Regions from separate parts of the Mus musculus genome. Here region 2 is linked to region 1. A link is a loop called in an ENCODE intact Hi-C map of the cell type or tissue named here. Cell type or tissue: gastrocnemius. All regions are shown on one strand. Links, peaks and the distances in the headings refer to the core of each region. The heading gives the core; the rest is flanking DNA. Region 1 holds the start of Fosl2 (fos-like antigen 2). Region 2 overlaps Babam2 (BRISC and BRCA1 A complex member 2).

Region 1 (11,621 bases), core at 4,796-7,295:
ATTCCTCCTCTCACCCATCTCCTGAGTTCTGCAGTCAATCAGACCAGGGTTGCCCACACCCCTATTCCATGTCTTCCTTGATTCTTGTCTAATCATACGAGACATGAACGAGACAGTAGCCTGCTCCCATGGGAGGGCGGGTGGTCTGTCACCTCTTAAAGAACGGCTGGAAAGGAAGCCTAGTGACACCGGCCACTTGTCAAGGCTGATTCAGCTTTGTTACTGGCTCAGAGGGTCAAGTTACCAAGCGGGATTGGGACAGATACGTAGATCTCAAACAGAACAGCTGACATTATTTGATCTGCTGAGGTCACAACTCAACACACAATAGAGACGAACCCCGTCCACCCAGCAGTGAGGCTAATTTTTCCTTTTCAACACATAAACCGGAATTGTGTAACTAAGGGGAAAATGTCCAAGGCATAAACACAAAGATGCTGTCAGCAAGGGGCCATTTTATGAGCTTTGAATGGGAGAACATCTTTCCAAATGGACGCTGGAGACCGAGACCTACAAGACTTGGGGTCTCACCAGTCTGTCCATTCAGACTTCATGTGTCAGACTTAATTCCAAAGACCTTTTGGTAATTTTCAAATATCAAATTCACCATTCGAGAGAAGATTTGTTGGCAGGGAGAATTTTCTATATGCACTGAAAACAATAAAAAACAAAACAAAACAAAAACCCAGTATTGCAACGCCTTTGAGAACGGCAGTCTCAGCATTCAACTAAGCATATAGTCCAGCAAGGGAGGAGGCGATGTCAATGATGATGATGATGATAATGGTTTATGTGATTTAGGTGTGTAGGCTCTGGTGTGTTTGTTGTAAGAAAAAACAAACTAACAAACACACACAAAAAAAACACCTCAAGCCCTCAAATTTTATATTCAGTGTGAATAATAAGACAGTCAGTACAATACGATAATAATAATACACTCGATAATAATAATACACTCAGTCAATACAATAATGGAAATGTACTCAGGGTTTTAGAAAGGAAAATTCAACCACTTCTCAGACAGTTTATGACTGCTGTTTCACCCCATGGTGGTGAGAAACTGGGCACCTCCTCCAGGAGGAATCCGCGGAACAGATACATTCCTGGGATAACACTGCATGATCCAAATCTACAACATCTGTAAGATCACAAAAAACAAAGAGAGAAAGACCACCAATTCGCATCTCTCCCTTCTCCAACATTCCCCACACAAGCAGATGGGGAAAACAATCCTTGAGTATTTGAAAACACCATGGGCTGGGGGAGGCAACTCATGAACAAGAAAAAAAGCACTCTTTTATTCCAACCGGGCTTTATTAAAAAAAAAAAAGATTTTTTTTCTTAAACTCAGTTTTAATTCAAGTCATTTGTAGTTAGTTATTGTTCAATATATGACATTCGTTTGCCTTAAATAAGAAGAAAAATTCTAAGAATTTGGAAAACTAACGAAGTTTAACACTCTTGAGATTGGAAAAATACATTCTCAGAATAGCTCTTCCAAAAATGTCCTGTAGGGGGCACTAGAGGGGTACAGTTGAGGCTGACTTGGGAAATCACAGTCATTTCTGGTAAAAGTTGTTTGATGTGAGGAATGTCCCAGCCTGGTACAGTTGGCAAAAGTTCACTCTGGGGAATTTTGTGTGTGTGTGTGTGTGTGTGTGTGTGTGCGCGCGCGCATACGCCTGTTGGAAGAATGTGGCAGGGGGGAAAAGTTGGCCTGATGGTCCCTGATCCTGAAGGAAATGCCCTTGACTTACTCTCACAAGTCATCAGAACAGATAGCTGCCTTGGAAAAGTTCCGTGTCTTGTTTTGTTTTGTTTTTCATTTGAAGGGGGCCTGGCTGAAGAAAACAAGTTATGAAATGACCTATGTTTGTGTAACTGGCTGGATTGCGTAATGCCAGGGCCCTGAAACCGTAACAGCCAAGGAGCAGGGCACAGCATATATCTGGAGGTGTTGTCCCAGGAAAAAGAAAATCACAACAACAAAGCACACTCCAGGAGGAAGAGGTGCATCCACCTAGCTCCAAAAAAAATTAAATTGCCAGGGATTGATTAACCTTTGAGATTGAGATTATAGCTACAACAGGAAATAGTTTTCGTGTTTTGAGTTCCTGCCATAGACACAAGCAGAGGTCTTAACAAAGAGCTGTCTGCCTCCCACCCCACAGGTCAGTGGGGAAGTACTAGGTACTTAGTACTAAGACGCAGTATTAAGACCTTATGAAGCTAGATGTCGCGGGGGGGGGGGTCGGGGGGGGAGTGCCAGACAGCAAATTTATGGGGATACAGGACCCCACAAACAAGGAGAACAGGGGGAAAATAGTATGCACTTGCACAAGGAAAACCAGGAACTTCTCACAAGTTCCACTGATTGGATTGGTCCACCGTGCAGTCATAAAGGAGGAAGGCCCAGTCACTAACTGCCAGGAAAGCTTCCCCATGTAGAGGGCTGGGAGCAGAGCTGATTACAGACTTTATCTGGCATGTAATAAAGTTACCTTGAGCCCAGATTGGGGTGGGGTAGCAGCACAGACTTGGGAAGTAACAAAAACAGAGGCCTATCACTGGGACCACAGAACAGTTTTATAGACAGCCAGATCAGGGAGGGGGAAGCCTTCCCCCTGTTCCTCGTCTCCTACCCACCGCCCCGACAAGGCTGAGAGTTGGCTTAAGTGGCATTACCTTGCCAATCCCTCTGGTTTGAAAGACTTCTTGCTCATAAGGCTGAGCAGAATAGGCAGCTATACCTGAGAATCGCATGCACTGGTTGCTGCTAATTGCAAAATCCTCCTGTGTTACAGCATGCTAGGAATTAGCCAACAGCTGCTTTTTGCTTGGGTAATGAGGCCCTATTACACACTGCTGGACGGAGCTCTCTTCCTTCATCCGAGCATCGGTTTCCTGTCTGATTTGCTTCCAAAACAGGGAATTGCCTCCGCTCACATCCTGGGCTCAAAGCCCTAGTGACACAGATTATTCAGTTGGGGCACTGATGTCCGGTCTGACTTCCCATCCAGGCCCCAGAGTCTGAGCAAAGCCAGGCAGGGAGATTGTACTGTCAGTGCTCACTGTCTTGGTCTCATTAGTGGAAGAAACAGAAACGCAAAGCTTCTATGTTGGTTGGAAAGGAGAGGTACATGGGGTGGGGTTATTGGATTGGAAAGTAGGGGACAACAGGTATAAAGGACTCTAAACCCATTGATGAGTGATGTTTGGGTTCAACCCAAAACACCAAATGTACTGGGATGCAAACATAAGCGACTACTTCTCAGGTATGATTTGGGTGTTCAGTAGTAAGAAAGGGTCCACTGACTGGACCCTCAATGCTCAGACCAGGCTGTCTACAGTGGGTGCTTAGTAGGTATGGGGCTTGGGAGGAGCTAGACACAGAAAAGTCATTTAGAAGGACTCCCCAGATATGGAACATTACTTTGAGAGAGGTGCCCCTCTTGTCAGATTACAAAGAAAGCCATATTTTTATTATATTTCCCAGCTCACTCCACCCTTCCCTGGAAGACCCCTGACCTCCTATCTGGTTGACTTCTAAAGGTCAAAGTCAAGGCCATGGCTATTGGCTTATGGAGTAACTCTGGCTGCAGCCAGCTTGGCTAGGAACTCCCAGATGCTTGCCAAGGTGGGCTTCAGGTGGCAGAGGACCTTTTGAGTTCATGCAATTCCCTCACAAGATGGTGTTTGTGGTTCCTGCGACACAGGCCAGGTACCCTACCACCCCTACCGCCCCACCAATACCTGTCTGGTACCTACAAAGACACAGATTACAGGCACAATCCTTCAGTGCAAACCAGTCTGGCTGCTTTAGAAAGAGATGTTTTTCTACTTCTAAATCCACTCAGGAGCTCAAGCGATGTGTCTCTTTCTCCCACTTCTCTCTGACAGCTTCTTTGCCCCAGGTACCCCCAAGCCCCTCAAAGTTCTGCTGGGGGGGGGGGGAAGTACAGGCTCCTGCCCAACCCTTACCGGAAGCTGGAGGGGGGGTGTCACAGGAGGTGTCAAGAGCCAATCAAAGCCAGCTTCTTCCTTCCTGACCTTCGCACCTAATTCCCAGGGGCAACCCTCGCCCTCACTCCCAAACACTTGAAGGAGCCCAGCTTTGTTTTTGAGTCCCCAATCCCTTTCAGAAAACAGCTAAGACCGAAGAATAACAGAAGAAGAAAGGGTTAAAAAGCCTTCCCCCCCGCCCCCCCCCGTAGGGTCCTTGACGGCTGGGAGGGGCTTAGGGGGCGCAAAAATTTTCTTGCCTATCCACTACCTAGAAAGAGGAACGTGAAAAGGGAGGGAGAGCGGCTCGGAAGGAGGCAACAGGCTTCCCGGAGGGGACCTGTAATTTCAAGAGCTTTTCTGGAAAATTAAGTACGAAAAGGGGGAGAGGGTGTCGTTGGCTCTTCAAGCCCACTCTCCACTTGCTTAAAAAAAAAGAAAAGAAAAGAAAAGAAAAAGAAAAAGAAAAGTGGAGAGTGGGTAGGGCGGAACAGGAAAAAAAAAAAGAAAAAGAAAAGAAAAGAAACCCACAACTTACAGCGGTGAAGTATTTTTCTAGCCTGGCTAGGAAAGGGAAAAGAAGGAGGTTGGGGGTGGAGGCAGTGGGAGCAAGAAGAGGGTAGGAGTCTGCCCGCGCCGCCAGGTGCACCCCGGCCCGCACGTACCTGCTGGCCGCCGCCACCGCTGGAGTAGGACTCGGCGTGCGCAGGAGAGCCGCTGCTGCCCCGGGACGAGGTGTCAAAGTTCCCGGGATAATCCTGGTACATGATCCGCGGTGGGGGCCGGAGAGGAAACAGGGTGGTTTTCTTCCCCGCCCTCGCCGCGGCCGCGCACAGTCTGCTGCGCGCTCGCTGGTCCACCGGCCCGGCCACGGGCTGGGCTTTTCGCTCCCGGGATGTCCCCTAACCAAGGCAGACAGGAGGCAGCGACACTCGGGAAGTGACCCCCCCGATCGCCGCGCACCGCACTTCGTTTCTGCTCTGCAAGCTCCGCGGAACCGGTTGTCCACCGAGTCCCTCCCTCTAAAAAGTCGGCGCGTCCCTCGGTCCCTCCCCTGCGCGCGCCCTTCCGCCCCCGCGCGCAGCCGGAGCTCTGCCGGGACCCACGGGCTGGAGAAAAATGGGCAACGCAAAAAGACTAGGAGCCCCGCGGGTGTCGCTTGGCAGCTCTGGGGGACTCCCTCCCCGATCTCTCAGGGCGCCAAAAAGGCGAAAAAGAAAAGCTGCCGGTTGGGAGAAACTTCTGTTTCCTCCTTTTAGAAAAGGAGCCCGAGAATAAACTTCCTGTGGCCAACTCGCCGCCTGAGTTTCCCGGCGACTCGGACACTTGACTTAGGACAAGGCGGTGAGCGCCGGTCCAGCGGCCCCGATCGCGCCGGTGGGACAGCGCCCGTGGGATTCTAGGCTGAGCGGTGCTGAGAGGGACGTGGCTCCGCGTCGCAGTGACCTGCACCCCGTGCTGGCTCCAGGACCTGCCAAGCCTCGCGCTTCTCGCCTCGCTTCGCCCTCCCCTCTCTCCCCCTCTTTCTTGCGCTCGCTCTCTTTCTCTCTCTCTGTCCCTGCCGAGCGCCGCTCACTGTCTCGCTTCGAGCCCCTGCGCTCTGCCCGAGATGAGTCACTACAATGGCACGAGTTCAACTCCACACTCTTTATTCTCCAGCCCCGCACCATGTGGATCCACTCACGTCAACCTTAGACTCCACCTTGCTGGGAGGAGCGCTCGAGGCGGCGGGGGAGGAGGCCTGGGACAAGGAGGAGGAGGAAGAGGCGCGGGAGGGGAGGGGAGAAGGCGGGCGGGGCGCTCCCCTCCCGGCCTCGCTCGCGGTCGCGCTGACGCCAGCCACAGACCCCGCGCGAGGAAGGCGGGAGGCGGGGAGGGTGGGAGAGCGCGGCCCTCGCACTACGGGGGCGCCGAGGCCGCCCGCGTTCTCGCCGAACTCCTCCACCCCCCCTGGGGCGCAGCGCCCTTGGTCTGTTCCATTGGCGCACGTTGCCAAAGATGGTCATTTGCGTTAGAGGACGCGAATGCGGGTTTCCTCGCCTTCGGGTGACGTGGAGGGAGAGGGATTCCCTCGCCTGCTCCCGCCTGCGCCCTGGCCTCCCTACCTCCTCCCCTCCATCCCCAACCAAAAGGAAGGGGCGCGGGGCGGGGCCCCGAAAGCGGCCGCGCCGGCCTGGGCTCCGGGTTTTAGAAAAGGAAAAAAAAAAAAAAAAAAAAAAAATCGCAGCCCTGAAGACGAGACGGGCGGCTCAGTGCGGCGCCACCGCGAGGCAGAGAGCCCGGCGCGCAGAGCTGCTCGCGGGGAGGGCGCGGCCGTGCGCAGTCGTCCGCACCCTCAGCGGCGCCGCCCGGTACAGCGGGCGTCCTGGGCGCACCGGGCACCCGCGCCACCCTGCGGCCGGGTCTTGGCGGGGTGCGGCGCGGCGTCGCCAGGCGGGGCTGGCCTGCCCATTTTTCACTCGGAGCCTGGCTGCCCACTGCTTCCCCTTTTTGTGTGTGTGTGTGTTGTGTGTGTGTGTGTGTGTGTGTGTGTGTGCGCGCGCGCGCGCTTGTTTTTTTTTTTTTCTTTTTCTTTTTTCTTTTTTTAATTTATTTTATTTTGGCCTTCCAATTAACTTGCTTAGAAGTAGTATTGAAGATGAAATTAGCCAGTGAGACATTCGGGAGTCCTCTGTGCTACACAGTTATGACGCATGTAATAGTAGTAACCAGGTCTTAAAAGCAAATCGGGTTGTTTTTTAAAATACATAAATAAATAAATAAATAAATAAATAACTGGGGCCCGAGAGGTGTGCCCCAAGTTGCCTTGAACTGTTTTGGAGCAAAGTTCAGGGCGCGCGTGGCCGGACTCCTGGCTCTTCCCGCCTTGATGGGTGGGGTGGCACTCAGGGTAAAGAGCGCAGGCCTTGGAGTATGAACGCCTGGCTCTGCTATTTACGAGCTGTGAGATCTTGGGCGAGTCTAGAGTCTCAGTTTCCTCCTCTATCTAATGAAAGGTTTGGAGCAGGACGACCTAAAGCTTTCTTCTGCTTCGGATAGCCTATCATCCCCAGAGAAGGTACAATGAGTACAGATAAGCGCTGTACCAGGAGTTGAAGAACTCTCTTTCTTTTGAGGCAGGGTCTCAGCACAGGCTGTCTTAAAACTCTCTATATGTCAAAGATAAGCCTCCACCTCCCGAGTGCCGGGATTACAAGGGTGAAAAAACGCCTTTTTTAGCCATCCTTATGCAGTGCATCTGTATCCTTAAGCTTTTGAGGAGTGAATGGGAAGTAAGGTTGTTGGGATTCCACTGAGGACGTTGAAGTGCTATGCATCTCCCATATCACATCTCAGGTCCTCAGTTTCCTTATCTGTGAAGTGGGGGCGTTACTAGGAAAGAAAAATAAGAGCCGGGAACTCGAAGCTTTCCCGGGGCTCCATATAAAGCGCCTGCGTTTCCGGGACGACTGGCGGCATCTGGCTGCCCCAAGGGCCTCAAGATACGGTAATCCCAAACAGTACTAGGGGTCATTGTTTACAATTATAAAACACATTCTGTCCTGAGCTCCATCCCCAAGGACTTGTGCGCGTGGTAAGCTGAGTGGCCAGACTCCTCGCATTTTTGCAGCTGCCCTCCCAGCAGAATGTGCAGCTCTGCAGGCTCGAGAACGGGGTGTGGTGCAGGCGTACACGCACGCACCAGCCTTGGGTGCCTGGCCCTCCCCCCTTCCCATCCCTGCGTCCTGGCCTGCTTGGGTGTTTACGCGCCTCTCTCAGCAGGACTGAGTAAATGCAGCCCTTTGACGCAAAACGGATCAACCCTTCCCCAGCAGCAGCAAAACCCAGAAAACTAGAGGTGGGGACGGGGGCAGGGCATAGAAAAAAAAAAATCGTGACACTTTCCCACTCGCCTCGCCCTGTGTTCTGCGGGTCCTCGGCCGCCCTAGTGAAATAAATCTTGGAGGGTTGGGGGTGAGCAACTGGGGGGGGGGCGGCCGGGGTACGCAGGGACCTCCCCGAGGAACCCCGTGTCACAGCAGCACGAACAGACGCACTTTTGGTTTTCCTTCGAGCCGCACGGGCTGTCCGGCCCTCCCCCAGCCCGCATTCAATAATCGTGAGCTTCTGGGTCTCTCCCACACAGTCCTTCCAGTAACGCGGGGCGGGGGCGGGGGAGAAGGGGAGCAGGAGCTTCCTCCAAGGCCTCCGCCATCCCGGGCGCGCCCAGCAACTAGCAGGCGCCGCCGGGAGCGCGCCTTCGGGCCAGCGCAACCTCGCGCCCTCGCCCGCCCCCGCCCGGACCCGCTTCCCCCGTCCTTTCCTTTCTTGTGGCTTCCCGTAAAGCCAGCAGCCCCCAGACGTCTGCAGAGCATCACGGAATCTGTGCTGATGCAAGTCGCCGGCCTCCCTTTGGTGCGCCCCGGCCCGCCTGAGAGCGCTTTGATCCCTGCCTGGCCCTGCTCCGGAACGTGAGCTGGCTTCCCGTGCCTGCCTGGAGAGGAGACCTAGGTTCCACAGCCTAGGCCACCTTTCAGTCCCGTGGCACCAGAGGCAGAGCTGCCGGGACACTGGTCTCCCTTGATTCAGTGGATGCTTGAAGTTTGACCTATCTAAACCCAGTTCAGCGGCGCCTACGTGGGAAGACATACCTGGGGGCACGCGGTTAAGAAGGGGCTGGAGTAAGATGCTCAGAACAGGGATTAAGCCCCAATGTCTCAAATCAAAACGAAAACATACTGTCCCTTGTAATCCACACAACAAACATTTGAGGTGTCTCTCATTTCCAGGTGTCAGTTCAAGAAAGCAAGACCAAGTAACTTGTCCTGGGGAACTGGTCAGTGTTTAATAACGAGTTGAAAGTAAAACCGCCTCTGACTGAGTCTGCCTACCCGCCTCCACCGCATTACCTGCCTCCTACCGGAATGTCTCTCTGGCTTTCTAAGCACAGACTTCATTTGTTCGTGGCTTTAACTGACATTTAAAAGTGCCCCTTTTTTCTCTTCTGAGTGAGGGAAAGGAAGAGAGATGCCGCTGTGGGGAAATAAAAAGGTAGTCTGGGCTGACTCTTCATCGCCTCTCTGAGTGTCTGGACCCTCCCGTTTCACTCATTCCAGTTTCCTTGTTATCCCATGCAGCCCAGGTTGCCCTTGAGAGACGTCTTGGATCTTAGAATGATTGTCCCCCTCAGTGACCCACCCATCAGAGGAAGGTGCGTTTCCTGAAGACCTTTCAATATATGCAACTTCGCTTGTCTCACAACATCCCCAGGAAGAGCAAGGTCAGCTGTGGACCAGAGTCAGGATTGCCCATGCAAAGCCAAAGAATACAACGACAGCGCAACCTCCTCAGTACGGTCCAACCTGTGGACGTCTGCAGCTGAACGCAAAGCCATCTCCCGTGCCCTTAAACCCAGTGTTCTTCCAACCTTGACAGTCTACAGATTCTACTCCTTAGTGATAACCCTACCTCCCACACTGCTAGGAGGGATCTGCAGTCATAACTTTATAGTAAACAACGCATTAGATGATATGTTCTGGTTCCTGAAAGCATTTATATTCGAAGCCCGAGTCTTGGTTAGGGTTCTTACTGCTGTGATGAAACACCGTGACCAAAAGCAGCTTGGGGAAGAAAGGGTTTATCTGGCTTGCTCTTCACATCACAGGAAGTGAGGGCAGGAACTCAAGGAGAGCAGGAACCTGGAAGCAGGAGCAGAAGCAGAGGCCGCGGAGGAGAGCTGTTACTAGCTCATTCCCTGTGACTTACTCAGTCTGCTTTCCTACATGGTCCAGGACACACTCACGCACCACCCCCAGGCCTGGTGGTGTGGCCCACCAGTGAGCTGGGCCTACCCACATCAATCTTAAGTCGAAAGAATGCATTCGAGACTTGCCTCCAGGCAATCTGATAGAGACATTTTCTCAAAAGAGGATGCTCTTCTCAGATAACTCTTTAATTTGTGCAGAGTTGCACCCTGCCCCCCGCCACACACACACACACACACACACACACACACACACACACCAGGCCAAACAAAGCAACAACAGGACAACCTGTTTAATGCAGAAGTGTTTGTGTTTTCTGAGTACCTATAAATTTGTCAAGGAGCCACCAGCAAGCAGATTTCAGCTCAAATGGTTCAAAGGACAAGGTCTTTGTGGTGACCTCTTTGGGGAGGGTCCTTTGAGAGAGGGTTGGAGAAACGGGGAATTTAGTATATCTAATGTCTGGCAACAGCTGGAAACAGAGTTGTTAGGGGGCTATTCAGAGCCACTAATTCTGAGGAGTGTGTTTGTATCTGTCAGGTGTGAGGGTCCAGGAAAGGCTGGGAACTGCTTCTCCTCCTAAGGGGCCCACAGGGTATGGGAGTGGGGTTTTGAGTGAACAAGACAGCTTCCCTCCACCCCCATGGGCTTACAGCATCTGCTCCAGGACCCAAAGGGCACTTGCAGCACATGCGCTCTGAGGTCTAACACTTACGCATCCCCAACATACACTGGAAATAAATCTACAGTGCAAGCACCGTGGTACACACCTATAGTCTCCGCCCTTAGGAGGTGAAGGCAGGACAATCAGGAGTTGAAGGTCATCCTCAGCCTCATAGTGAATTGAAGTCTAGCCTGGGCTACAAGAGAACCTCTCAACAACAACAACAACAACAACAACAACAACAGCAGCAACAACAATAAAATCCAGGCATGGTGACACATACGTTTAATCCCAGCACTCAGGAGGCTCTGGCAGGTGGATCTCTGTGAGCTGGAGACTAGCCTGGTCTACAAAGTGAGTTCAAGCCAGGGCTACACAGGGAAACCCTGCCTTGAAGCGGGAGCGGGGGAGACAAGTTATATTTAAATGAAATGAATGTTCTATCGTATGGGTTCTGAGGACCGAGCTGGGTCTTCTGGAAAAGTAGCCAGTGCTCTTAACCATGAGACACCTCTCCAGCCCAAGGGCACCTCACAGCTCTCTGTAACTCCAGCGCCACAGGATCCAACATCCTCTTCCGCTCTCTCCTCCTCTGGGGCACTGCACACATGTGGTGAGCACACAGAAATGAGGCAAAACTCCCATCCTCATGAAATAGTAAGTAAAATGTTCATCTGGTGGACAGTAGAGGTACCTGTGTGCACAAAACAACCCTTCTGGTTGCGGAATTTTATACACTCTGCTGAGTTGCATTACCCTCAATAAAATCAAACTAATAACTAAGCTGTTGGTAGCCTCAACCCACATATAGAGAGAGTCCTACACCCAGTAACAATGCTTTGGTCAACAATTTCCTGAGGACATCACGACCATCTGACTTTGGGGTCAGAATACTCTGCAATGTTCACACAGTGACAAAGGTGCCTAGTAACACCTCTCCTAGAAAGTGTTGCCATTGTAAGGTAGTATGTGACTACAAATTAAAATTTTGGAAATTGTGAACAAATAATGCCCTTCTGCCCTCACCCCCCATCCCTACCATAGACCCATAGACCCTGCTCCGCATTCAGGACAGAGAACCTTCCTGCCGTGTGTGTGTGTGTGTGTGTGTGTGTGTGTGTGTGTGTGCTAAAGCTCGATACATTCCAGAGATGGTGACAGATGCGGTGCTATCGTTCTGAAATATCACTGAGTCAGAACAGGAGTCACCC
Region 2 (10,724 bases), core at 8,225-10,724, 51 kb after region 1:
CAGTGACCTGCAGGTTGTGTAGAAGAGGTGGGGCTTGGACGGATGCGCTAGCTGATGCTGAAGAGCTAAGACATGAGAGACAGGAGTACCTGGGGAGATTACAGTGAAGACAGGCTTTTTGGAGTATTGCTTGCCCTTTGTGGCCGAAGTTCTATGACCCTGGATTCAGCCTGCAGGTTGAAAATGTTCAGAAAGACTTTACATCTCTACTGAACATTCATAACCTTTTCTCTTGTCTAAACCATTCTCTAAACCATCCAGTATTACAACTATTTATTTGTATTTATCATGTACTGCAGTAAAAAATAATAGGGATGGTTTAAAGGGTGGTCATGAGTCGTATACTGTGGGGCAGTGGGCTATGTACAGACGGCCTGGTCTCCAGTTGAGCTGAGGTTGTGAACCCCAGTGAAACTCAGTGAAACCCAGTGGTGATAATTTTCATTTACGTGGGACAGAAGGCGTCCCCTCATGTCTCCTGGAACCCTGGCTCCTGTCGAAGTTACTGTTTCCACAGCTCCCACAAGAGAATCATACAATGTCCCAAGCTTCTGACCTTCAGGCTAGACTCCTCCCAGTTACCTAGCAACAACAAGATAACAAGCCCACTATAAGAGGGGCTGCTTGACCCCACCTCCCTCTCTCTCTCCTCACTCTCTTAAGCTTTCCTTGCTCTCTCCCTCTTACTCTCCAGCCTTTCTTCTCTCCTTTTCCCCTTTCTCTCCTCTTGGCCATGGCAGGTCTCTCTCTTTTACCTTCTCTCTTTCCCCCTGCCTTTCCACAATAAAGCTCTAAAACCTTAGATTGTCTCTGTTCATCAAGGTCCACTGTTTTTGGATGATGGGATAGGCTTTCTCCTAACGAGCCATTTCTAATCTCCGATGGAAGGCCTTCCTGTGCTCCAGCCATGGACCAGACTTAGGACTCTCGCCTGTGTGGGAACCTTTTCCCCCTGCCCTCTCTTCCCCTATTCTGTTCTCAGCTCCTCTGCCATATCCAGCGTGGGATGCAGGAGACTGAGAACCTGGTACGGGGGTTACCCCTTGTACACCTCCCACCAAGTGGGGTCAGTGGCTTCACACAGCCAGATGCCCACCTGGGGCTGAGTGGAAAGCATCCGGCAGTCCTCCTGAGTCTGCTCGCCTAGAGCACAGGAACTCTGGCTGGACGTGTGCTCTCTCTCTCTCCTTCCTCTTCCCCTACTCCCAGGCCCGCAGTATACAAATACTGCTGTATTTCATAGAGGACTTAAGCATCTGTAGATTTGGGGATGGGGCAAGTGGAATTAGCCTCCACAGATAGCAAGAAGGGATGGGTGTAACATGTGTCAGGTACTGGCACTGGACATGTCCTGACTCATTGAACTCTTCTGATGACCCCATCAGGTTGTGGACTCCCATTCTGCAGAGAAGGAAACAAAGGTCAAGTGGCTTGCTCAAGTTCATGCACTTAGTAAGTGGTGGAGCCAATATTTGACTCAGGCTGGCTGGTTCCAGGGCCCACAGGCCTCCACTCTGACAAGCTAATTAGCCCAGAGCATTAACATGGCTGTGCTAGGCTCCAGTCTAGAGTTCTCTGCATGGCTCTGGCAGTGGGTGAGACTGGGGGACTGCTGGGTCTGGGTGGCTGGGATGAGAGCAGGAGAGGCAGGTGCCCCAGGGGCAGTCTGGGTGCTGATGTTGGGCGAGAGGCAGGAGAGACAGGCAGGCAGCCATCTGGGTTGTGTAATTTACAGCCCACGCTGTGAGAGCCACCAGCAACAGGGGCATGATACCTCCTCCCAGCTGGAATATGCCTCAGGCTTGGGAGGCATACTGGGGTAACACAGGGGAAGCTACAGAGCCCTCCAAGTCCTGGCTATCCGTGTATACATATGTAGGCAAAGACAGGATTGAGCTCCCAAGGACACCTCACACTGAAGGCTCCCTGGGTGAGCAGGACCCTGGCTCAGACACCAAACATGGTATCAGTCTCCACTTGGGTTGTGAAATAAATCCCAGTCAAACCTTCCCCACAAGCCTGTCTGAACTTATGTCCTCTCACTGTCCCCTCCCAAGTCAACCCTGGGTAACTAGCATTCTGCAGACACTGTCATACTCAAATGGCTTTTAGCTTTGGCTCTCTACAGGATTGTCCCATCAAGGGTCTCAGAAAGGTTAAAGGACCAAGAAGGTGTCAGATGTGGGACAGCTATGATGAACTGTGTTTGAGAAGGGGGACAGTAGCTGTCACCATCAGCACCCACCCATGCTAGCCTCTCATTTCTAGGTGGTAACTTTCTATCTGCCAAAGGGTGCTCAGGTGCTGGTGTTCCATGTGGGGACAGAAGTGGTCTCAGAATTGAAAGGGATTGGTTTTCTCAGGTGGTTCCTAAGGTAACTCAAGAGACACATTCCAAAAGGTCTTTGGAATGAGGAGACTTCTATGCCAGCCAGGCCTATTCCATGGAGACTCACAGGAAAGGGGAGGTGTGCTGTTAGGAGCAGGAACGTCTGTCTGAGGTCCTCCAGACCTCATTGTGCTCATCCCAAAGTCCTGGGCAGGAAGCTGCCCAGAAGAGGCAGGGTCACAGTAGATGAGTCTTGGTTGCTTCTGGGCTACTCTTATTACCATGATTATCATGGTTTGTCATGACCCTAAGCAGGACTTCCCACAGTTGTAAAGTGTGATTCTTTTAAAGGGGTGAGAGAGTAGTGTGGAGTGAAGTTCAGAGCCTCAGAGAAGGAAAATGTCCATTACAACTACTGGGGTCACTGCATAGTTAACCTGGAACCATGCCACAGACCTGCAGGCCTTTGGTGATACCTGGCTAAATGTCCTTGGTAATTCTAAACAATTTTCATCCTTCCCCCCCACCAATAGAAAAGTGTTTGGACTTGGACCTGCAAATCTGGTTTTAACTTTAAAGTTCTATTTTGTCCCAAGCCATTCTAGTGCAACCATCTGGAAATAAGTTGGTATGATATACACTTATGTAGTCACACAGATATCCTACTCACATACAAAGATCGCCTTCAAGTGCATTTTTGTTTTGCTTCTCGGAGACAGGGTTTCGTGCAGCCCAGGCAGTTAAACTCACCACGTAGCTGAGGACGGCCTTTAACTCCTGACCTTCCCGCTTCCACCTTCTGAGTGCTAGAATTACAGACATACGTTACCATGGCAGTTTCAAAGTCCTTTCTTGCAGAATCCACTGTGGTCAGTGTGACCTTGGAGCCAGCAAACATGGGTCTCACTCTAGATAGCTTCATATGGTTTCCAGCCCAGGACCCACCATAGCAAGCCCCTGTCATGGGAGGAATGTCCAAAACAGCTGCCACAATGAGTCCCTTAATGGTGTTGACATGCTCTGAGAAATAGTGTCTGGCAGTTTGTGGCTCTGTGGGCATCACAGCAGAGGACTATGAGGACTATGGCTACATCACTGGTGATGATATCCTATGGAGCCACCATTTGGTCACTGACTAAAGCCGCTTGTGACAGGGTATGAAGGTTATACACAGGACCTGTTGTAACACAAGAGGATCAAAGAGTCTCCTTGACTTCGGAAGAGCAGAGCAAGGGCTGCGAGTTGTATTGATTCCTTGTGCTATCAGGAAATGGGAGAGAAGAAAGGGCAGGAAGGGGAGGTAGGAGGGGAGGGCTAGGGAGAGAAAGTGAAGGGAGTGAGTGGCTTTGTGCCTTTGGGTAAGCTATGTAAGATCTTATGTATTTTCATCTGATGCCGAGATGATAGGGATGAATGGAATGGAGGGTGCTAGGAAAGCATTTTAACACGGAGCTATATCCCTGCTCTTCATGTTTCCATTCAAAAAGTGAGGCGCAACCTGCAATCCTTTGTTGTTCTGAGAATTTTAACTCCACGTACCTCCTAGCACTCCGCCCCCATTTCTAGCTGGCACCTCATCCTTCATTCTTTTCAGTTGGCATCGTATTTAGGTATTGAAGGTGATAATTCTTGTTTTCACTTGTAAAAGTATCAATGAATTAATATTGATGCTAGAAAGAGCTGTGTGGTATCTCACCATTAGACGATTAGACAACCTGACTTTCCTGTGTCAAGCTGCAGAATGAGCCTGTCCTCAGGACCCAAGCAGATTCCTGGGCTGCTTCTATTCTAATCCCATGCAAGAGGCAAACCCAGTGCTGGAATCTGCAGCCGGCAGGAACTGAAAGTGAGTCAGAGGGAGAGCGAATTGGGTTGTTTTGATTGCTTTGCTGTGGGAAAGCAGGGGCCAGGGAAGAAGCGGGTCAGTGGGTTGTGGTTCATCAGTACAGCCGCAGCCTAGGAGGCATGCTGAGCTAAAGCAAGATCTCTCTGATCTCTCTCTCTCTGTATGAGAAAGACAGACAGACAGACAGACACACACACACACATACACACATGCACAGAGAGACAGAGGCAGAGACAGAGAGAAAGACAGAGACAGACAGGCAGAGAGAGACAGAGTGATGGAGGCGGGGATAAATGAATCACAGGGCCTCCCAACTCTTCATTTAATGACTTTGCATGGACAACTGGTTCAGTGGGGTTACTTGCATCTGGAAATCGGCAAGCAGCCCATACTGCTCAGGGTCCCTGTGTTTCATTTTCTTTAAATCACTAGTGAGTAAGTAGGCAGACCAAGGTTTGGATCTAAGTCTCTAATGCAGAGGCTTACACTGTGCAGTTTATGTCTCAGGCTGTGGGCAGTGGGGACTTGGAAGTCATGCTGCCAGCAGGGGAACACTGGCTAACTAGAGTCTATTACTCCTCCTTCCTGGGTGACCAGAGGATGACTGATCACATCCACATATCAGTAAACACACTTTTTGCTGTGATTCCTTCACTTGGGGAGAGGTGGCCACCTACTGCCTAGGCTCGCCTCCTAAGGTCAAGCTAGGGTGCAAGTCTGTCAAAGTTCATTCTGAGAACTTATTTATTTAGTTAGTTATTTATTTATTCACTTACCCACTGAGCAATGGCTGAGGGGTTACAGGCAGAGGCATGTGTGGTCTTAAAGCAGTCACACTGGAAGGTCGTACATGGACTGTGCCTCCTCCATGGCTGTGTGGATGAGAGTTCCCTTCCCACATACCCTCCAGCCCAGAGGTTTGCAACCTGTGGGTCGAGACCCCACTGGGGTGGAACAGACCTTTCCCAGGGGTCATCTAGGATCAGTGAAAAACTCAGGTATTTACATAGTGATTCATAACAGTATCAAAATTAGTTATGAAGTAGCCAAGAAAATAATTTTATGGTTGGGGTCACCACAACATGAGGAACTGTACTTTAGCTTTTTTTTTTTTTTAGGCCCAGCAAAGATGGTGCTAGTTTGGCTTGCCTTAAATTACAAGGGCCAAGTAAGCTGGAGGTGGGATTTACAAGGTAGTAATAATGCGCTCTCCTCTATGGTACTTAGCTTCTTGAAAGCATTTTACAACCATTTACTAATTAGTCCTCAGCTGCACTCTCTGAGCAGGTACAATGCTTCCTGATGGGCAAAGCCACAGACAAATTGTAAAAACATGCAAGGACCCTCAGTGCACTGGGATAAGTCACACAAGCTGGTGCTTGAATCCATATGAAGCGATGACCTTCAGGTTCTGTTTTTTTTCCCCACTAATATTTTTACAAATATGTGGGGGGGGGGAGGGAGGTGGAGGGAGAGATAGATTACCACAGCGCATGTGTGGCGATCAGAGGACCACTTCCTAGGGCCTGGTTTCTCCTCCCATCTTGTTTGAAGGTCAGGCTTCTCTTCTTCCCACCTCTTTGTTAGGTTTGAGATCTTCTGGCCCATCCTGTCCCTGTGTCCCTCTCAGCACAAGAGCGCTGTGATTACAGATGGGGATCATGACACTGAGGGTCTCATATGGGTTTTGAGGACAGACCTCAGGCCACCAGGCTTGTGTGGCAAGTGTTCCTGCTCCCCCACGGCCCCTCACTGCTGAGCCATCTCTCTGGCTCCATTTTCTGTTTTTCATTTCCTCCTAGGAAAATCAGTTCAAACTCCTCCTGAGGTAAGAGAGCTGACCATCTCTATGAACACAATCTCCATCCCTACCAACCCACACATAGTACATTACCCCTTTCCAGGGAAGATATAAAAGAGCCTCAATGTGTTCCCTAGACCCATGGATGTCTGCTGCAGCCTTCAGCTGACCTGCTCCCTGAAGTCAGTAGGCTTGCTAGGTGCTGATGGTCCCTCCTGGGAGGTGGGGGTTGGGAGGGTCATAGGACCATCACTTGAATATCTGGAGGCCACTCCTCCAAACCAGTTGTATGCAATTCCACCGTAATTGCTTGGGGTCCTGGGGCCTCTGAGAAGTCCTAGAGCAGTGGACCTCCAACCTGAGGGTCTAGACCCTTTTGGGGATCACCTAAGAGCATCAGAAAACACAGATATTCACATTATGATTCATGATAGCAGCAAAATTACAGTTATGAAGTAGCAACAAAATAATGCTCTGGTTGGGGTCAGCACAGCATGAGGAACTGTTAAGGGTGGCGGCACTATGGTTGGGAACCACTACGTAGAGGCTACAGTAAGGATAAGATTGGGGGAGGGGGTTCTCCTACACAGCCATGAAAGAGTTATGCATGCTGGGTGCGGGCTGCTTTAAGGTCACCCTTTTGCCTGTAACCCCTTGCCACACAAGCCCGATGGCCTAAGTTCAGTCCCCAGAACCCATGTGAGAAGGTCAGTCTTACAGTCTGCATCTGTAGTCATGGCAACTGAGATAGGAGACAAAGACAGACCTGGCCAGAAGGTCTCAGACCTAGCAATGGAGCAGAAACAAGAGGTGGAGAAAACCACAGGAAGGATTCTGATCTGGGCTCAGCCTGTCTGACAGTTAATGATGGGCAATTCATCCGATCTTCTCTGATCTTGTTTCCTCATCCTTGGGGCAGGACTTGACCCTAGCTACTCGCCTACATCCCAGGTCTGCTGTGAAGATACTCTGAGCCCTGTCTGTCTTCTTAGACAGACAGTGTCTGCCTTGCTCAGGTTAATCATCTGCTAGCCTGGGCATGCCAAGCCTAGAGGTTGGCAAGGGCAAGATGGGGACAGCTGGAGATTGTATTGCCACTGTAGGCTGCAGACTGTGTTAGCTGAAGTACAGGACTCCACTCTATGTCTAAGCCACCCTATTCTCGAGCTGGCAATGCTAGCCAGGCAGGTACCAAGGAATCTTAGCTCCAGCAGCTCTTGACGCAGTTGGCAGTAAAGCCCTCTGCATGCCCTTCCCTGGTTACAGGGGAGCCAGAATAATCCTAGCTACCATGGCAGGGAGCCTCAGGACAGTGGTTCTCACTGTCGGTTGTGACCCTTTCGAGAGTCAAACCACCCTTTCACAGGGATCACATAAGACTATGGGAAAATACAGATAGCTACATTACAATTCATAACAGTAACACAATTCTAGTTAAGTAGTAATGAAACAATGTTATGGCTGGGGAGTCACCACAACATGAGGAACTGTATTATAGGGTCACAGCACTATGAAGGTTAGGAATCATGGTTTTAGGAGGAGGTCTTGGAGTTTAGCACAATCTGCCCTGAAGAGAGGGCAACAGCCAAAAGAGACTCCGGCATGAAACACCCAACAGATTCCCTGGGGAGTCCCACTAAACTCTAGATGCCTACACTTGGGTTCCTATGAGTCTGCTAACAGTCCTACAATGGACACAAAAGCAGGAGTTCCTGAAAAGCCCCCTGGGAGATTCTGGTGAGCTGAGGTATGGTCTGGTCTAGCCCCAAAGGACAGGACTGACTTGAGTCATGCAGCCAGTCGATGGCAGAGTGGGACATGGACACAGGACTCCTCTGTCCTGGGAATTCCCAAGGGCAGTGAGCCAAGAACCCCTGTTTGAAGATGGGTAGCTCCCCAGTTGACAGCCCAGCTGGCAGATCTGTTCCAGGTCCTCCTTAGCCTCTTGAGAGCATCCTTGTTTCTGGGGGTTGGATATGCAGGGATGTACCTCTCACTGGTGCAACAAGGGTCTAGAATGCCCTCCTTTCTGGGTTCATGTGGTAAAACTTGGCTCTAAGAACCTCCACGGGAACAAGGGAACAAGTGAGAGGCCCAACAGGACTGTGTGTACTCTGTAGGAGGAACCTCAGTTTCACAAAGCAGAAGAGGAAGTCCAGGCCAACCACTCAACTCTTGGTTCTCTTGCTTTTAAGGATGCTCTGTGCACTTTAAGTTGCCTTCAGGATAGGAGCGTGCTACACTGTAGTGTGTGTAGGCCTTGTCAAGTGGTCAAGCTGACTGCAGCCTGCTGGTGTGAAGGCTAGGAGGCTGTGCACTGCTGGGAAGGGCCTAGCTGACCCTTCCCACACTGCTCCTGCTCTGCTTCCAGTCACTAGATCGTCCTGGCCACATTCTTCCCTCTATACACCGATGGGAGTGGTAAAGGATGGCTAGGAGAGAAACTTGACAGCTTCTAAATGGTCTTGCTACGTAACCCGGACTAACTGCAAACTTGTGATCGCCCACTCCATCCTGGCATGTACATATACCTGGCTCCCCAGCTTTGATCCTGCTCGGCCGCACAGTTGCCAGGCCTGAGGTGAGATGTCACACACATACCAGTGATGGCTCTTGACCCTTACCCTTTGTCTCCCATGAATAACCCACAGAGCCAGAATAGCCCAAGGAGCTCCCATGAGCTGAGGAGAGGGAAAGGCAGAACCCACACAGGAGCCGTGGGTGCACAGTGCTGGGACCAAAGGATTTCCGAGCGCTGGCTCTGGGCCTGGGGAGCAGGCAACTGAGCCCTGCAGGTTCAGAATCACTGGGTCACCTCTTCTCCAGTGGAAGACTTCCTCAGCTGGAAGTATGAATGTTGGGGTACAAATTATATATACAAACTTAACACTAACAGTTTCAGAGGGTGGGGAGAAGCCAAGGGTGTTCAATGGAACTTTGAAGAAGCCTTCAGGACAAAGACTTGAAAGAAGGGTGTGTGCATTCATGACATTTTATTTTCCCTGGAAAAGTTCTCCATCGTAAAGCAGTTTATTTCTTTCAGCTAGGAAATCTAAGGAGGAGGAGGGGCGACCAGCAGTGAGGTGCTAGGATTCAGGGTATGACCAGCCAGCTCAGCTTTGGGCTCCGGCAGAGCAGGGCTGTGCGGGGCAGGCAGAGCTGCTGTGGGAGCCAAGGGCTGCCATGAAGACATTCCGAGCAGTTTCCAGCAAGCAGCCCGAGCGCTGACACGCATGTGGACTGAGCAGTCTGGTTGGCCGCCTCTCAGCACTGGTGTTTCCTAGAGCTTTCCATTGGCAAATGCGGCCTCCTGGAACTGAGGGACAAAGGTTTTGAAATAAGCCCTGGTGGGAAAGAGGGGAGAAAGAACTGTGGTTAGCATAAACAGCTTGAACAAAAAAATGCAACTCAGAGCTTTCCCCCTAACTCAGAACAGTTGTTATTTATTGTTCATGCAAGCTGGGTTGGGCTCTCCTCTTCAGAGGCGAAGCCCTCTGGACTGTTTGACGGGAACTACATGCAGTTCACTACTGCACTACCTCTCATAGATGTCTAAAGAGCCTATGTTGGCCTTCTGCCTGCCACATTTACTAGACACTCACCCTTAGAACCACCTGTCCATTCCTAGGAGAAGACTGGGCTTGAAACAAGCTACGGGACAGAGAGAGACCGTACTGATTCCTAGTCACTTCCTTGACTGAAGATATCATCAGGGTTATACCCTCCTTAGTTAGATCTATGAGTTCATAAACATAAAGACCTAATAAGGATTCCTAAATGAGTTATGCTCTGTATTTATTTCCACTCACGTGTAGTCTAGCTTCCTGGCTGGGCTTTGGGAGACCTTGTAAAGACAGGTGGAAGCTGGGACAAAACATACAGCCTTCTGGATACCTGATTTTTTTCTATTTAGACAAGTGTTACTCTTTAGCCAAACTAGCCTGGCCCTTACTCTATAGCTAAAGCAAGCCTAGAATTCACTAGGTACCCCAGCTGGCCTCTTAACTCCCAGAAATCCTCCTGTCTCAAGTGCTGGGATTATAGATGTGAGCCACCACATTGACCCAGACACCTGGCTTTCTACTCTGTAGAGACAAAGCCACATTCCACATTAGGATATGGAATGTGCTGAGCCTACTTTGTGCCAGACACTGCTGGGATGACCCAGATGTGGGACTAGTCACATAGGAGAGATCTCAGTTTAGAGGAGAAGGCAGATGTAAAATCTTTACATAAAAAGGAGGTGTGTGGTAGGTACAGCTTGGTGGCACTGTGGACCCTATCAGGCAGTCATTGAAAGATGGGTGGGTTTAATTAACAGAAGATATGGCTGGAGCAGAAAGAAGCCTATTGGAAAGGGGGAGTTGTGTATGTGCAGGGAAATGGACCTTTCATTACGCAGGCTGGCCTCTTAGTTCCTGACTGACACCTCCATTATCTCTGTCATCCTTGGGCATTTAGTGGTAGCTCACTCAGTAATCTCACTTTCCCAGAACAATGACAAGAACGAGAAGTCCCCAAGAACTGCCAATATCCACACAAACTATCTTATTAAAGATCTGGGTGCCAGGTTCCAGCTCTTAGGAGGTGAGAAGTGCCCAGTTAGGAGTGGAGGCGCTGACTGAGAGGCAGGAAGTGCATCTGCCTGATTACTAAAATCACTAACAGCAGACCCACCTGAAAGCACTGAGAGCCGCTCAGGAGTCGCCTCCACCACAGGGCCTACGATGGGGCACGAGCACCCCTCT

Evidence for each region. A loop is a pair of places that touch in the nucleus more often than their neighbours do. Peaks named below come from ENCODE experiments on the same cell type or tissue, not always from the same donor. Only the 100,000 strongest peaks of a DNase experiment are listed, where the experiment ranks them.
Region 2: it touches region 1 in a loop (5-fold over the local background); 3 of 42 quality-filtered maps call a loop at or near these places.

The regions. Positions count from the first base shown.
Region 1 is chr5:32,129,852-32,141,472 of GRCm38, reverse strand. Fosl2 (fos-like antigen 2) reads right to left here and starts at 5,001. Exons shown (of 4, transcript NM_008037.4): 1 at 4,668-5,001. The coding sequence starts at 4,769. In gastrocnemius, for the core only: a CTCF peak has its summit at 6,259; DNase peaks (open chromatin) are centred at 4,946, 5,758, 6,013 and 6,868; H3K4me3 peaks cover 2,500 bases; H3K27ac peaks cover 2,500 bases.
Region 2 is chr5:32,083,177-32,093,900 of GRCm38, reverse strand. It overlaps Babam2 (BRISC and BRCA1 A complex member 2), which reads right to left. Exons shown (of 12, transcript NM_144541.1): 12 at 9,162-9,320. The coding sequence ends at 9,257. Gm40277 (a long non-coding RNA gene) reads right to left here and starts at 3,481. Exons shown (of 3, transcript XR_001784843.1): 1 at 3,275-3,481; 2 at 3,080-3,135. Gm51292 (predicted gene, 51292) reads right to left here and starts at 1,178; the gene lies at 1,117-1,178. In gastrocnemius, for the core only: no CTCF peak of the experiment used is centred there; a DNase peak (open chromatin) is centred at 9,185; H3K27ac peaks cover 1,999 bases.